Regions from separate parts of the Homo sapiens genome. Here region 1 is linked to region 2. A link is an interaction called in ENCODE POLR2A ChIA-PET data of the cell type or tissue named here. Cell type or tissue: Panc1. All regions are shown on one strand. Links, peaks and the distances in the headings refer to the core of each region. The heading gives the core; the rest is flanking DNA. Region 1 overlaps TRIM38 (tripartite motif containing 38). Region 2 has its middle 14 kb from the start of H1-4.

What was found. ChIA-PET counts read pairs that join two places held together with the same protein. Peaks named below come from ENCODE experiments on the same cell type or tissue, not always from the same donor. Only the 100,000 strongest peaks of a DNase experiment are listed, where the experiment ranks them.
Region 1: POLR2A ChIA-PET joins it to region 2 with 10 read pairs; 6 of 35 experiments call an interaction of 5 or more read pairs at or near these places.

Annotation. Positions count from the first base shown.
Region 1 is chr6:25,984,114-25,989,495 of GRCh38, reverse strand. It overlaps TRIM38 (tripartite motif containing 38), which reads right to left. Exons shown (of 8, transcript NM_006355.5): 8 at 1-5,382. Among named protein-coding and RNA genes, the nearest start is that of LINC02980, 5.9 kb to the left of the region's middle. In Panc1, for the core only: no CTCF peak of the experiment used is centred there; no DNase peak of the experiment used is centred there.
Region 2 is chr6:26,139,809-26,145,190 of GRCh38, reverse strand. No RefSeq gene overlaps it. Among named protein-coding and RNA genes, the nearest start is that of H1-4, 14 kb to the left of the region's middle. In Panc1, for the core only: no CTCF peak of the experiment used is centred there; no DNase peak of the experiment used is centred there; H3K27ac peaks cover 659 bases.

The DNA.
Region 1 (5,382 bases), core at 318-5,317, 160 kb after region 2:
CTAACAATAGCAAAGATCAATTAATTCAAAATTTGAAAAACTGTAATTTATTTAGCTTTAGAGTACTCTCGTGATATGAGATTGCCAAATTAATACTTTGGGTGCATTTCTTTTCTCAAAGGACTTGCAAATTTACAAAGAAGTGTTGAAGAAAAGCCACACATTGGCAGGTAATGTTTGCAAAAGACAGATCTGATGAAGAACAATATTTTTAGAATATACAAAGAATACTTAAAACTCAACAGTAAGAAAATAACCTGATTTAAAGCAGGCCAATGACCTGAACATCTGTTCACCAAAGAAGATACACAGATGCAAGTATGCATATGAAAAGATGCTTGACATCATGTCATTAGGGAACTGCAAATTAAAACAAGTAGATACCACTGCATACCTAGTAGAATGACCAAAATTTAGAACACTGTCAGCACCAAAGGTTGCAAAGATATGTAGCAATAGTAACTTGTTCATTACTGGTGAGAATGCAAAATGTGCAATCACTTTGGAAGACAGTTTGGTGGTTTCTTACAAAAGTAACCATACTTTTACCATAAGATTCACCAATCACACTCCTTAGTATTTATCCAAAGGAATTGAAAACTTATCTCCACACAAAAACCTGCACATAGATGTTTATAGCAGCTTTATTCATAATTTATCCAAAACTTGGAAACAAGATGTCTTTCAGTAGGTAAGTGGATAACTGTGGTACTTCTGAATAATGGAATGTTATTTAGAGTTAAAAAGAAATGCATTCACTTTGGGAGGCCGAAGTGGGTGGATTGCTTGAGGCCAGGAGTTTGAGACCAGCCTGGTCAACATGGGAAAACCCCAATTAGCCGGGCATAGTGGCGTGAGCCTGTAATCCCAGCTACTCGGGAGGCTGAGATATGAGAATCGTTTGAACCTGGGAGATGGAGGTTGCAGTGAGCCAGTGCCACTGCACTTCAGCCTGGGCAACAGAGCAAGACTCCTCTGTCTCAAAAAAAAAAAAAAAAAGAAAGAAAAGAAAAAAGAAAAAGAAAAAGAAAAGAAACGATCAAGCCATGAAAACACATGAAGGAAACTTAAATGTATGTTACTAAAAAGCCAACCTGAAAAGACTGCATACTATATGACTCCAACTGATGCAGGGCAAGCAAGCCAAAAATTAGGGCTTAGCCCGGGAAGAATTCAAGGGTGAAGTGGTGGTGTTAGCAACTTTTACTGAAGCAGCAGTGTACAACAGCAGAACAGGTACTGCTCCTTGCTGAGCAGGGCTAACCCATAAGTAATGTGCCCAGAGTAGCAGCTCAGGGGCAGTTCTGCAGTAATATACCTGCTTTTAGTTAAGTGCATGTTAAGGGGGATTATGCAGAAATTTCTAGAAAAAGAGTGGTAACTTCGGAGTAGGTACAGAGGAAAGAAGTCGATAATGTCCTGTTGTTGCCATGGCAACGAAAAACTGACATGGCGCTGGTGGGCGTGTCTTATGGAGAGGTGCTTTAACCTCGTCCCTGTTTCGGCTAGTCTTCAATCTGGTCCGGAGTAAAGTCCCTGCCTCCGGAGTTCACTCCTGCTTCCTGCTTCACAACTGTATGACACTCTAGAAAAGACAGTAACTATGGACACAGTCAAAAGATTAGTTGATAGAAATTGGGTGACAGGAAGTGTTGAAAAGGCAGAACACAGGATTTTTAGGGCAGTGAAACTTCTGTGATACTATAATGGTGAATACATGACATTATACATTTGTCAAAACCCATAGAAAGCACAACACCAAGAATAAACCCTAATGTAAATTACAGACTTTCGTTGATAATGACGTGTCAATGTAAGTTCAATTGTAATAAATGTACTACTGTGGTGCTGGATGTCTATGGTGGGGGGACATTTTTGCTTCAATAGTTACAGTTGAAGTAAATGTTTGTGTTTCCCACAATGCATATGTAGAAACTCTCACATTCAATGTGATGGTCTTTGGAGGTGGGCTCTTTGGGTGATAGTTAGGTTTAGTTGAGATCCTAGCAGATCGAGTCTTCATGATGGGCATGATGGGACTGGTCCCTTATAAGAAAAGACCAGAAAGCTAGCTCTCTCTTTGCCATGTGAAGACATAGCAGGAAGGTAGCCATCTGCAAGCTAGGAAAGGGCCTTCACAAAGAATCAACTCAGACCTCAGAACAGTGAGAGATAAATTGTCGTTGTTTAAGTCACTCAGGCTGTGGTATTTTGTTTCAGCAGCCCAACCTAAGACTGTTAATTGGATTAGAAATTTCCTTTTGGGGATGGTGTGTGGCGGGCGGGGGGCGGGGAGTACCTTTGTTAAGCTTTTATATCAATGAGTTTGTAGGCTTTTCTTTTTTGGTCATTGACTAGGACAGTTTAAATAGTATGAGTGTGAAGGAGATTGTTGGTCATCTATTCGATGTCCCTTCTCTGTTTTTTAATATGAGAACTCCTGATTTTCAGCCAACTACCCTGGAAAAAAAGCTAATCTTTCTGACTTCTTAAGTGTGGCCATGTACTAAATTCTGGCTAATGCAAGGCAAGCCAAAGGTTTTATGATAGGTTTTAGGACACTAGAGTAAAAGAGAGCTGTTGCACACATGCTCTTCACCCTACTTTTGTGTCCTTTTTTCCATCCTACAACTTGGGTTGTGAGTATGATGGCTGGAACTTTAGTGGCTCTCTTGGATCCCAGGGGTAATTGAGGGGTGGCTGGAAGGAATCTGTGATTTTCTGGAGTTTCCATACACAAACAAGACCTGGATTTTCTGGGCTTCCCAGACTTCCACATCTAGACTTGCTTTAAATGGGAGAGAAATAAACTTGTTTCAGCCACTGTCATTTTGGGCTATTTTATAGAACTTAATCTAATCTTCAAGGGTACATGAATTGCTTTTCCTTAAAAAAAAAATCAGCCATAAAATCATCTTCTTTTTTCTTTTGTTCCCCACATTATTTAGTTGGAGCTCTGTAACTTTTTTTTTTTTTTTTTTTGAGACAAGGTCTTGCTCTGTCACTTAGGCTGGAATTCAGTGGCATGACCATGGCTCACTGCAGCCTTGCCCTCCTAGGCTCAAGCAATCCTCGTCTCAGCCTCCTGAGTAGCTGAAACTAAGGCACATGCCACCATGCCCAGCTAATTTCTTTTCTTTTAGAGATGGGAGCCTTGCCCAGGCTAGTCTCAAACTCCTAGCCTCAAGTGATCCTCCCATCTCAGCCTCCCAAAGTGACAGGATTACAGGTGTGAGCCACCATGCCTGGCTGCTCTGTAAGTGTCTGAATTTCATTTTGTATTTATCAGTCTGTTTAGATTTTCTTTCCCTTCTTGGGTCAGTTAGGCCATTGGTTTCTTTTTAAAGGTTTTCAAATTTATTTGCATCTAATTCTTCAAATTACTCTCAAAATTATTCCAGTATATATTCTTTTGTTCCTATTTTCTTCTGTATTCTTTATTAAAATAGCTAATGATTTATCTAGCAGGACTTATATTCTTTCCATAACTTTCCTGCACCCCAATTAATCTCCAATTTTATATTTCTTCTGGCCTTCCTTATAGTTTCCACAGGTTTATTTTATTCATTTTTTAAAACTTTTATTTAATTGTTTATTTTATTATCATTCTTTCTTATTCAGCAATCTAAGTGCTTAGGGATATAGAATTTCCTCTAAGCAGCATATGCTAGGCTTTAACAATGTTAGGGAGGCCTCCCCTTTCTGGGGAAGACCACACTTACATTAACACAGGACTGTGGGATGCCAAGAGGTAGAGAAGAGCTTATGAATATCCAGATTACATCTTCACTGATCCTGCACAAAGGTGGGGTTCCTCGGTTACCCACTGGGTCCTATTACCCAAGTCTGGGTCAGCATACCGAGACTACGGGTATATAGAACAAGTGCAACTGGCGATAATCCTTCTGTTGGGGAGAAAAATCTTTTTTTTCTATTCATCTTAGGTTCTCCATCTGTGGCCCTATCAAGTAGACTAACAAAAGACAGATTGACAAGACAGAAACAAAGCATGTGCATTGTACAAACACAGGGGAGTACTGAGATGAATACTCAAAAGAGGATTTAGAACTTGGGCTTATATAGCATTTTAAGAAAAGAATACATTTTTTAAGTGACAAGGAAGACGAAAAGGACTTTGAGTTTCTAGTGCAGTAAATTGTGGGAAGGCAACTTTTTCTTTCCCTTTTTTTTTTTTTTTTTTTAAAAAAAAAGACTTCTCTGGTGCTATGTCCAGGCTGATAAGAGTCTAAAGTCTCTGGTGACTAACTTTTGTTCTTCCCCGAGTAAGAAGACACCTTCACAATTTCATATCCTGCTTTTAGGCAAATAGGGAGAGGGCAGAGGTGTTTGTTTGTTTTTAATCTATTTTTTTTCTCAATTGTCTTCAACTCAAAATACTTCTTATGCCAAAGATGGCATATTCTGCTACCCTTCACTTACTACTTACAACCCAGCCTCTATCATCATAATTAGAACTTCTGACCCTGGGGAACATGGGCAATAGTTTGAACTCTTTTATATCTCCCTTAGGCAGAGATGGAGGCCCAGCCATGCCTCTGACATCTAGACACAACTGTTGCTTCATTTCTCCTATTCTCAGAGGTGATGTTGTAGGACTTCAACAAATATCAGTAAACATTAATTTTTTTTTTCCTTGAGGCACAGCATGATCTTGGCTTACTGCAGCTGCTGCAGGCTCAAGCAATTCTCCTGCCTTGGCCTCACGAGTAGCTGGGTTACAGGCCCCTACCACCATGCCCGGCTAATTTTTGTATTTTTAGTAGAGACAGGGTTTCACCATGTTGGCCAGGCTGGTGTTGAACTCCTGACCTCAAGTGATCCACCTGCCTCAGCCTCACATAGTTCTGGGATTACAGGCGTGAGCCACCATGCCTGGCCATCAATTTTTATGTCAACTCTAAATTATAACATTTAGCAATTTTGTGACTTTTTATGGTCATCATTAATGTTGTTTATGTTTTAGTTGTAGTCCTGTCATTACTCACTCGGGTATGGTAATTTGGTCTTTTTCAAAATGAAGTTAAGGTCTATTTGCTCTTCTCTGAATCATAATAAGAACTGCCAACAGCCATTTCAGCAATAACTATTTACTGAGATTTTAAAATATTTCAAGGTAATTGGTCCTAGCAGACTGGAAAATACCAAATTCTTTTCCAGAACTGAATCCCCCATCAAAGTTCAATTTTACTCATAATTCCCTTTTCATTTGAAGCATCTCATTGTAAGCCAGTCTTAACCCTTCTCTCACACTTTGCTTGGCTGTTTCTCAGGTAGAACTCAGTAAGTCTGGTAGCCTCCAGGACTGCCGCTTAGATTATTAAACAACATGTCAGTGGTTGGAAGAGTCAATGTTATTTTGAT
Region 2 (5,382 bases), core at 90-5,089:
CTGCTGTATTGACTTCTAAATAATCCCAGTTCTGGGAATGCCTCTAAGATTTCTACTTCCCTGTACTTACCATAAATCCTGCCCTTAAGTCAAAACAATCTTGATATTATTGTAAACACATACTTACTATAAATCCTGCCCTTAGGCAAATTCCCTGTGATCTATAAGCCCTGGGGTTTGGGGTGGGGTAATGGCAGGTAGGCAAATTCACCAAGTTGTCTACATGCCATGGAAGACATGGCTTCTGTTTATAAGTCCCTATTAAAATTTTCTTTCTTGATTTTTCATCATCCTTCTTATGCCTCTCAGTTTCCTTGGCCTTTGGAGGCACGTTTGCTTAGAACTACTAATGGAGGAACATGTTTTCAGTATAATATACCTGTTTAATTTTTGTCAGTTATGGCCAGGCACGGTGGCTTATGCCTGTAATCCCAGAACTTTGGGAGACCGAGGTGGGCAGATCATCTAAGGTAAGGAGTTTGAGACCAGCCTGGCCAACATGATGAAACCCGGTCTCTACTAAAAATACAAAAACAATTAGCTGGGTGTGGTGGTGCACGCCTATAATTCCAGCTACTAGGGAGGCTGAGGCAGAAGAATTGCTTGAACCTAGGAGGAAGAGGTTACAGTGAACAAAGATTGTGCCACTGTACTCCAGCCTGGGTGACAGACCAAGACTCCATGTTCAAAAAAAAAAATTATGTCAGTTACAATATAAGTGTAGTGGATGACAATTTAGACTATTGCAATATATTCATGAAATTTACTATAGAGTAGATACTATGTGCTAGATACTGTTCTAAGCACTTGACAAATACTCAGTCCTTATAATAACCCTTATACTCTTAAAACCATTTTTCAGAAAACAAAATCATGCCCAAAGATGTCAATTGCCCATGGTCTTACAGCTAAGATAGCTGCCTCTCTTCATGAGACTTTTCTAGTAACGAATTCTACCATTCTTTGTAAATTATTGTTATCCCAAGTCCAACAAGATGTTATTTTCCTGTTTGTTAACTTTATTCTATTTTTCCCCCCGAGACAGAGTCTCACTCCCATTGCCCAGGCTGGATCGTAGTGGAATGATCTCGGCTCATTTCAGCCTCCGCCCCTTGGGCTCAAGTAATCCTCTCACTTTAGCCTCCAGAGAAACTGGGATCACAAGTGAATGCCACCATGCCCTGTTAAGTTTTGTATTTTTTGTAGAGGCAGAGTTTTGCCATGTTGCCCAGGCTAGAACTTTATTCCTAAGCACCCTTCCTTGATTTGGGGGTGAGGTAGAAAGCAGGGAGTGGAATATAAAACAGGAAGCGATTTGTGAGATAATGTACTTATTTTATGAAGTCATGGCATGATTCATGTTAGCTTTCTTCATAGTGTCCACCAGTGGCACTTACCTTCTGGAATATGGACAATTTAGGGTTTTGGGTTTTCTGTTCCTTTCCTTCTTATTTTTTACTATTCTCCTCACCGTCCCACGCTAGTCTCATATAAAATGCTTCCACCACTTCTCAATCAGCATGCAGTTCCTAAACCTTCCTTATGGAAAAATTCTAGAGTCCCTAATATTCAGAGATTTAAGGGACCACAGATATCACAAATCCTCCCACTTTACAAAACAAGAAACTTAAGCCCAGAGTGGTGAAGGTACATCCTGAAGAAGTGACCATCCTCTAAATTTCCAGCAGCATGAGGACCAAGTCTGACATTTAGGACTAGCAAACACTCCAAACCGTGCTCTCTGTACATGAGTTGCTCAGGAAAGGCCAATGTTCATTCAATCCTACTGTTTGTCAGTGTACAAGTACAGTCCACTCTAGGGATTTCATATAGAAGGAATTAAATAGAGGTAATTAGATAAACAGGTGATGAAAGAGTTGAGAAACCCAAGAGAGGGGGTGAGGGCAACCCACAGATAAGCTGCAGCAGAAAGTTGCCACCTCTGTCCTCTAGGAACAAAGGGAAGAGGTGATGCTGGAGTCAAGCAGGGAGAGCGCAGGCTGGTAAGGCAAGAATTGAGACCACCAGGAGAAAGGCTCTGTGGTAGGACTAAAGTCAAAGTACCAAGGAGGCTGGAGAAGCCCCAGGAAACAAAATAGAAGAGAAATACTCTGGCCCCATCATGATCGTCCATCAGTGACACCCATTGGACAAATCTACTGGAAACTAGAGAGCAAGGAAACCTGGCAGATGTAGTTTCCAGTGAGATACAGCAGCATCAGAGAGTTAATGGGCAAGTGATAGAAACAAACAGAAACTCAAACACCACAAATATTTCTGCAGTTTTAGATTGTGACCCTGTACCTGCATGTGACCCTGTACTTGCACTTAGCAAAGTGCCCTAGAAAACACAGAGGTGCACTTCCATTTATAAGGATGTCAGATCAAGAAGACAGTTTTGCCTTGTTTTACACAGGTTGCGATTTACCCAGTGTGGCAGGTATTCTCCAGGATGATCCCTGCCTCTGAGGATTCATCCTCTGGTATTATCTCCTTTCCTGTGGGCTGCACCTAGGGACTTGCTTCTCACAAATAGAATATGTCAAAAATGATGCTGTGTCACTTTTGACATTAGGTTACACATGGTTATGGCTTCTTTCTTGGGCCCTCTCACTTGCTCATTGTTTTGGAAGAAAGTCAGCTGCCATGTGGTGCACTCTCCTGTGGAGAGGCCCACATAGGGATTTGAGGCCTTTGGCCTAACAGCCCTGGAAAGAATTGTATTCACTGAATCACGTGAATGAGCTTAGAAATGGATCAATTACATGTAGTTTGGATAGCATAGCAAACTACAGTACATTTGGGCAACAAGGAATATCGATCTCAACCTGAGGCTCAGCTTCTGAACTAAAGGTTAGATCCAAGCTAAAAGTTAGATTCCTGATCACAGAGCCAGACGACCAGTCCACATATGCTGCACCATGACACAAATGTGGGCCCACCAGAAACCAGGAGCTCAACTCTTAGGTCCTACATGACTGACTGCCACTGGGGCATCTGTGGCATGTGGCAGTAGGGCCTCCACATATTTCAACACTACCCAGTGCAAAACAGAAAAGAAACTTTTCTGAAGTGCTGCTTTAAAAATAGCTAATGTTAAATGGAGAGGAAAGAGAGATAGTGGACAAATAATGGACAACAGAAAGGGGGGCATAAATGGAAAATTACAGAGAGAGCTATTGGTTTGTGACTTTCATTAAGAGCATTTGAGAAGATGAGATACAAGGTGACTGGAATAATGATTAAGAAGTTAAATCCTAGCCCTTTAATGAAAGCCTATATCCACTCATTTTCACTGTCTACCACCTTCGGAGGTAATTTAATTCCTCTCGTGGCTTCTGCCTGTCTTGTCAGCAGGCACAGTGTTGCTTGTGCCAGCTGGAACTAGTGGGCAGAGGGTTGCAGATACACAGTGCCTGTTCTCCTGCAGCCTACAGAGCCCTGAGCCCAGGAAGGGGGTAGCCTGATGCACAGAGAGGCTGTGCTCCAGAAAGGGACCCACACACAGCCCGGGCTGTTCCTTTTCATAGAGAAAGCATGAGAGCAGACTTGATAAAGAGAATAAACATTTTCTGTGTGGGTGTCAGCTGAGAAAGCCAGCCTTCCAGCACCTGGGAACATTGGCTGATCCTCCCACAGGGAAAGAAGCAGCCATTGTTCCCAGTTCATTGCCAGGCAACCCAGAGAAAGTCCCTGGGGTCATTGGTTGAAGAGCTCTGCTTGTGTCTTCACAGTGCCTTTGCTCACTGCATTCCTAGCTATGCTGTTGCTGACAGTTCACGTTCCCAGCATCACTATCCACCAGACCATGTTCACTTTCTCAGAAGGCCTCCCTGCCCCTCTGGGAGTGGGAAAATGGTCAATGGAGGGCCTCACTGAAGTGATATTTAAGCGAATGAGTATCTCCAAAAAGAGTGTTCTAGGCTTCCTCATAAAATTTGGAGAGCAGACATGAAAACAGGGAAGGTGAGAAACAACATAGAAATATATGCAGTGGGTACACCTCATAGGAAAGAGTATGGAACTTAAATCAGACCAGAAGCGTAGGGGTCATTTGAGACAGGGCCCTTCTGGGTAGGAAAACAGCACAATAGAGTGATCCAATGTGCACGTGCTGGATGGAGTTGGGGAGTGGGGAGAGAGAGATGAGGCTATCTTTACCAGGAAGGAGCAGAGAATATTTAAGCAGAGAATATTTAAGTGGTGTGACGATGTATGTTTACTGGCTCTCCAGAAACAAAACAAAAAAACCCTGATGTAACATATGCTAGTTCCCATGATGTAAATGCTGCTATTATGGCCAGTTTCAAACCACCAATGTTACGCTGACCACAGAGTAGAAAGGAAGGAAGGCTTTAAAATGACGCATAGATCTTTAATTGGAGGTCAGAGAAAATGAATACCAAGGGCAGAAATATATCTCAATGTACGGATGTGGAAAAGCCATTGACTTGTTTTTGTGACCATTACCTAAGGCCAACCAATTCAGAACCCCAGCCTCTTCATCCTTAATCTGAAGGGACTGTGCTAAAGAAAATGGGAGTTTCTTTCTGTCCTCTTTCATTCTTTCCTTCCACAGGGCCTGTCTACCTAGGGCCTTCCACATTTCTCTTTGCTCTGCCAAGTTTGCTCAGGTACCCAGTCTAGATGAATTCTCCATGTCCTCACTGAAGGTAGGAAGTCAAGTTGAACCAAAAGCAGGGGGCATCCCTGTTTGGAAAGCCTCTGCTTCTTGAAAGGTGGCTCAGCTGAGTTACAAACACGCATGCCTTCCACTGGGGCTGCTGCTTCTGAACCTGGAGCTGACTTGGTGGGAGGTGTGTGGGTACACTCCACCACCATTCAACATTCCATGTCTACCATGCTGACTCTTCTAAAAGCTTCATGTAGCCATGGGGGCAAACTGCAACCAGACTCAGTTAGTACTTAGGTGTAAGAACCCCAATTACTTCAATTTCTGCAGGTGGAAGCCAGCAAATCTCTGACAGAAATCCCAACATCCTGTCCTGCTTTCACTTTTCCACATTTGAAAATGGACAGAAGACAGTCTTTATATAATCTTGCACATATTTGTCAGGTTTTACAAGGAATATAGTGTTTTCTCATCTGCCATCTCATTTGATAGTTTTTCATAACTCTGGGAGGTACTATTACCTTATTTTACAGAAGAGAAATTCTGAGATGGCAGGTAACTAATCCCATCAGACATTTGGTGAGTGGCAGAGCTGAAAAAAAATCACAAGTATTTTGGCTTCAGATTCCTGTGTCTTTCCAGAACACCTGAGTGTCTATGCAGGTGTGTGTGTGTGTGTGTGTGTATAGACACACAAAACCCACTTTTTATAGATTTATTGTATAGGCATTTTTGTTTTTTTTGAGACA